Regions from separate parts of the Homo sapiens genome. Here region 1 is linked to region 2. A link is an interaction called in ENCODE POLR2A ChIA-PET data of the cell type or tissue named here. Cell type or tissue: GM12878. All regions are shown on one strand. Links, peaks and the distances in the headings refer to the core of each region. The heading gives the core; the rest is flanking DNA. Region 1 overlaps CYREN (cell cycle regulator of NHEJ). Region 2 overlaps AGBL3 (AGBL carboxypeptidase 3).

The links. Peaks named below come from ENCODE experiments on the same cell type or tissue, not always from the same donor. Only the 100,000 strongest peaks of a DNase experiment are listed, where the experiment ranks them.
Region 1: POLR2A ChIA-PET joins it to region 2 with 18 read pairs; 19 of 35 experiments call an interaction of 5 or more read pairs at or near these places.

The regions. Positions count from the first base shown.
Region 1 is chr7:135,167,486-135,170,393 of GRCh38, forward strand. It overlaps CYREN (cell cycle regulator of NHEJ), which reads right to left. Exons shown (of 4, transcript NM_024033.4): 2 at 1,301-1,575; 3 at 247-322. The coding sequence starts at 1,437. Among named protein-coding and RNA genes, the nearest start is that of CYREN, 1.8 kb to the right of the region's middle. RefSeq lists an enhancer at 1,533-1,662 and a silencer at 2,753-2,908. In GM12878, for the core only: a CTCF peak has its summit at 1,794 (motif pointing left); no DNase peak of the experiment used is centred there; H3K4me3 peaks cover 2,347 bases; H3K27ac peaks cover 1,854 bases.
Region 2 is chr7:134,994,511-134,997,418 of GRCh38, forward strand. All of the region lies in intron 4 of AGBL3 (AGBL carboxypeptidase 3), which reads left to right. Among named protein-coding and RNA genes, the nearest start is that of AGBL3, 9.5 kb to the left of the region's middle. RefSeq lists enhancers at 1,031-1,150, 1,531-1,610, 1,811-1,880. In GM12878, for the core only: no CTCF peak of the experiment used is centred there; DNase peaks (open chromatin) are centred at 1,051 and 1,801; H3K4me3 peaks cover 924 bases; H3K27ac peaks cover 2,500 bases.

The sequences.
Region 1 (2,908 bases), core at 194-2,693, 170 kb after region 2:
CACACACACGCCCTCCCTAACACACGCATGCCCTCCCAGGCTTCTAGCCTCAAAGACACCCCACGAGCGCACACCCACATGGGGAGAGGCCTGGGCAGCATGGCCGAGATAAGAGCAAGGGAAGTGGCAGGAGGAAGAAGAGGTAGCCTACGGCAGAGGGCGTCTCTCTTACTGACGGTGACCAAGGGTCTAGCCTCTGCCCATGCAGAGTTTCTGGTCATGAGTAAGAGGCTTGTCTGACTTTACCTCAATCAGGATTCCCAGAGCAACATCAACTATCTCAGCCTCATTCATGCAGTACACAGTCCTTGTCGCAGGGAGTCTGAAAAAAAGACATGCAAGGCACAGATGACACAGACTCTCAAGTCTCATAAGGGCAAAGAGAACAGGAGAAGCAGGGCCTCTTCCCCCTGCCTTCCTACCACGCAGGAGGTACCAGCACCTCTGAGCTGAGGAGCTTTCTGACACGGACACAATTTCCTCAGCCTTGCAGCCCAGTGACTGGCACAGGGCTTCATGGAGGCAACACCGGGGTGCCTCCCACCCTCCACCAACTGCCCTACAAGGATCTGGAAGTAGGGAAGGATGGCCGCCTCTGAAACACACACATGGATGCAAGAGGAAGGGAACCTCGGGCTGAGGCTGTACTGAGAGGAACCTGAAAGCAGGACCAGACTTAGGGAAAGACGGCAGCAGTCACAAGGGAAGGCTGTCAGTCAGGAAACCTTAGAGGAGGAGGAGCCAGAGAGGGAAACACCGAGTGCTGGGGCCCCGCCCACTTCACAGTGCAGCCTGGAGACTCACCACCCCCCCCCCGCCCCCCCCCGGCAATTACCGTCATTCAACTAACTCACTCCCCAGCTCCTTAGCTCTTGCTGGCCCTGCAGCTGCTGCTCATCTGTCCATCCCTAAAGGTCTGTCCACAGGGGCAGGCACCACTCAGAACAGACCCTTCCACTGATCTTGCCCATCTGATGTTACCATGTTTGTTGTAAAGGAAGAGACTGGCATTCTGGACAACTGGCATCAGAGACTGGCTGACATGGAGAACCCACTCTGTGTGTGCTGAGGGCAGGGCACTCACCAGTGCAGAGGCAGAAGTGGGTGCCTGTCCTCGAGGGTTAACCCGCTTTGCCTCCCGCCCACAGCCCCTCCACCTTCTAAAAGCTCAAGAGATGATCAGACTGAAACACCCGCCCATCTTGCTGTTCTGCCTAGGCTGGAAGACCTGGCCCAGGTCATGGAGGCCCCTGCTCCACTTGCCAGATTCGCAGGAGTCTTCTGACCAGAGCTGTCGCACCTTGCTGCTGCCACTGGCACTGCTGCCATTCTCATCCTCTTGGGGGCCTTCATTGGTGCCACATTCTTTGTAGCCACCTGGGCTGTCAGCCATGAGGGAAGGACCCTCGTTTTAGTCTCGGATTGTAAGGTTTCCATCTCTGTACCTTCTCACAAAGAAGAGTCAGGGCCCAAGCTTAATGACCTGTTTTTTAATTCAGGAAGGTAAATCTCGTTCTCTCGTCACACCCGGAATTACAGGTCCATTTGTCCTCAGTGGGAGTTGATCTTTGATTCCTACAAAGAACAATAAAGTCCGGTGAATTCCCATACCTCCAGTCATCAGGCACAGTTACTGGTCGGTGCAGGGCAGGCCAGAAGTGACCAAGGCCCAAGAGACTCAGACGGCCATTCACAGGCATCAGGCAGGTGTGATTGTGGGCAGGACAGCAGCTCAGGAGAGAGCCCTCTGACCTCCCCAAAGCTGGTGCCCCCTACAGGCAGCCAAAGCCAACCAGAGATACCTCCTGCAGCCTCTGTGCTGACTGACTCAGCACAGGAGGAACGGAAGGAGGCGGAGGCCCCTAATGTTCCTTCTCATTACCACCCCAAATGCCACTGTCCTCTGGGTGCCCAGCCCATTCAATCCCTAAAATACCTCTTAATGGCCTCTCCCTCATCTGGCCAACTCGATTTCTCTACTCTTCTATGGTGGCTCAGTTAAATGAAACTGAGGGCATTTTATTTCACAATAAAGTCTCATTGGCCAACACGCCGCCCTTAAGCTAAAGATACTTCTGATTGGTCAAACTTGAAGCAGCAATAGGGGCCCGGAGGCATTAACTGTGCCAGTCTGTAGATTCTGAAGCCCACGCCAGCCTCTGATCTAGTTTGGCCTCTCTTTTCCCTATCCCAATTGTTCTGCCTCCACTCAGCAGTCCTGGAGCTCAGTCCTCACCCAGAGAGATGGAGTTGTGACTCAGAGGGCCTAGGTCTCTACCTTCCACTTAGGAATCAAGCCAGAAGCTCCTGAAGCGGAGGTTTGCCCAAAAAAAAGAGTAGTCAGCGATAGTCCTCTCTGAATCATAATTTGATAATGCATTGCTCATCCAGATGGCTGTTTACAATTTAAGAAAAAATATTACCAGGCCCTCCTCCTAACCTGCCCGGCCATGGGGCACACCTTTGCCAATGCACCTTCATTTCTGTCAAAACTCAGTGATATTAGTGACTCCTACCCCCTAAGGCGCCTCCCAAGCGCAATGCTGCAGTCTGTGCGGACAAATTTAGTTCACCCTGGGGTGCCTATTAAGTACATTTCGCAAACGAGGAACTGAGACTTAGTTAACTTGCAGAAGATCACAGAAAAGTTTGAAATCAGCTGGTTGGATTCGCAGCCAGGTCCTGCAGACTCCAGACCCCGCGCCTCCCCGCCCTACTTCTGGGCCCCAAGAGCAGGCCGCGGCAACTTCCAGAAGCCGGGTCTCTGGGGCACCGCGCTCGCGGACCGACCTCAGTCCCATCCCAGCCGCTCCCTGCCTGGGCAGAATGGGGGCCCCGCGGGAACGCGATGTGCTGCCAGTTCACAGCCCGCCCTCCCTCTGCGGGCCGGTACCCGCCGCTGGCGGCG
Region 2 (2,908 bases), core at 293-2,792:
TTTCACTGCCATGACTTTCCACCTTTTGTTGATTGAGGCACGCAAACATATGTTATTGCCAGGTGGAGATCTTATGGACACTCATTGGTGAATAAAAAAAAATTACACATACATACTTTTTATAACTACACTTATTGCAGTGCCTACTAGGAGTTCTTAAAAACTAAATTTTCTTCATATATCATCTGGCATATAGATAGATAGACATGGGGAGAAAGGACGGGTGGAGAGAGAGAAAGAACACTGATTTTTGTTCATAGAGGACAAAGGTAATTTTTCTCAAGAATTCCAAAGTTATAGGGTTAAAAATATATTAAAGAATTCATGCTTAATAGTACTAAACAGAATCACTTCCTTACACATCTCTTCAAAGCTGGGTATATATTTATCTTCTGTAGTATAGGACATCTCTCTCTCTTTTTCTCCTTTCAGTCCTTCTACCATCATCCCCACCTCTCCTCTGCTACCACCCCCTCCAACCTCATTTTTCCTACAGCACCAGGTCAGGAAATAAAAAAGTCCAACAGAGAAAACACTGCCATGCTACTGAATTTAAACCTTCCCCCAAGCCTTTCTTTTTGTACTTTGGTTCTGTTTCCTAGCCTCCTCATGACATATCTGTGACAGAGGGAATGGATAAGGAGCAATAAAGGAAAATCCCTACTGCTCCTACTGTGACTTCTGCCTAATTTCTCTCCAGTAACAGTGACGAGAGAATGAGAGCAGAAGAGACCCAAAAGGAAGAGGAAAGCAAGACCCCGTCGGGCCACTGCTTCTCAGTGTCACTTCCAGCCGCATGTGCTCATTCCACTCAACTTGGTTCCACCTCACCTAACTAGAAAACCCTTCTGTCACATCTTTGCCACACCTTTCTCTTCCTTAAATTTCCTAGCCCTCACTTTCAGCCGTCATTTTGCCCTCAGTCACAGGAGTCACCATCAGCAGCTCAGAGTGGGGAGAGTTTCTATTTTCCTTGGTTGCTTGGTAATCCCCCACTGTTACTGCTGAGGTTCTTTCAGATGTGGGCAGCTGTGTTTCTGGCCTCTTCTATTGAAATTCTAAATATAGTTTCTAACCAAAATATTGTTGTAAGAGTGGCTAGAGTTTGTGGTGCCTCCTTTCAGATATCTTACATAATGAATAGACTTTGGGCCCTGTGAATCCAGCCTCCACCCTGGTGAAGGTGCAACCTCTCTCAGCATACGTTTCCCAAGATCCCCAGAGTCATGATGTCACACAGCTACTGGTCACACTATCTGTGCAAGGTATAGTCATGCTGGATAAAAGCTTTATTTTGGGCTATGCCACTGTTCTTTTATTTTCAGTCTGTGCCCCTGAAATTTTTGCAAGCTCTGCTGGTCCTCAAGCCAACTGGAACACCCAATACAATACATCCTTGTGTAGGAAGAATCAAAATCTTCTCCCACATGTGTCCTTGATGGCTTTTTCCACCTTTGCTTGCTAGCATTTCAGAAAGTTTACTTCCCACAGTCTTACGTATTGCTCTAGACCTTGCTTTTGTCACTTGACTATTGCAAAGATTTTACAAATTTGGATATTTGAAAGGACTTATAAGACTTCACAGAGCATTCTTCTGTGTGGCTTTTATTCAAAGGCACAGGATACGGTGCAGCAAGAGAAAGATACTGTGGCAAGCATTGGGGCCCAGGTGCAAGCTTTCCAGGGGCCTTATTCACACACATAGACTGCCTGTCTTCAGACTGAAACACCAAGATCTATGTGATGCATCTTAGCTTCAGAAAACCTCAAGGCAAAAGTTCCCATCTGGGTTTTTAGACCCCTGTAGTCATGACATCAAGCCAGGCTGTCTTCCTGATTCTGCCAAATGAAAACCATCAGTAAACAAACTGGCCATGCGGGGGACATGAAACTCTCAGGGGGAGTTTCAGACAGTAAACAGCACATCATTAATCTTACTGTTCTTATCTTGGCCAAGAGTCAAAGCTGGACAGCCAGAATTCCCCAGAGGTAAAAATAGAGCTTTTCCAGTCCAGCTATAAATTAACTCTGTCTTACACAGTCATCTATCTTGAAAGACTTTCCATATCAGTTTATATATATTAGTCTCCTTTTTTATAAACTGGTACATCAGATTTCATTAAATGGATGAATCAGAATTTCTTTAACTGGTACCTTATTAATGAATTTAAGGGGTTTCCAGTCATTGGCTCTGACAAACAGAACTGCATAAATATCCTTTTATGTGTGGCCTAATGCATATATACGTACATATTTTGGGGGTACATTCCCATAATTTCTGGTATAAGGATACTGTCAAATTTTCCTCCAAAAAGAGTTGCATCAATTTATTGTCATAAAAGCAAATAGTTTATGAGTGTGGTCAGGGGTCCTCAAGACAACTCATATTCAATAATTTGCTACAAAGACTTGCAGAATTCAGAGAAGCCATTATACTCATGGTTATGGTTTATTATGTCCCTGAAAGGACACAGATTAAAATCAGCAAAGGTAAATGGCGTATAGCAGTGGTCCCCAAACTTTTCGGCACCAGGGACCAGTTTCGGGGAAGATAATTTTTCTGTAGATGTTGGGGGATGGTTTTGGGATGAAACTGTTCCACCTCAGAGCATCAGGCATTAGTTAGATTCTCATGAGGAGCACACACAACCTAGATCCCTTGCATGCACAGTTCACAATAGGGCTTGTGCTCTTATGAGAATCTAATGTTGCTGCTGATCTGACAGGAGACAAAGCTCAGGTGGTAATGGTCGTTCGCCCACTGCTCACCTGCTGCTGTGTGGCCTGGTTCCTCACAGGCCATAGACCAGTACTGGTCCATGGCCTCAGGGTTGGGGACACTTGCTATGCGGCAGGGTCCAGATGAGACCTAGCACAAGCTTCCAGTTGTTCTCTCCCTGTGGAGTCT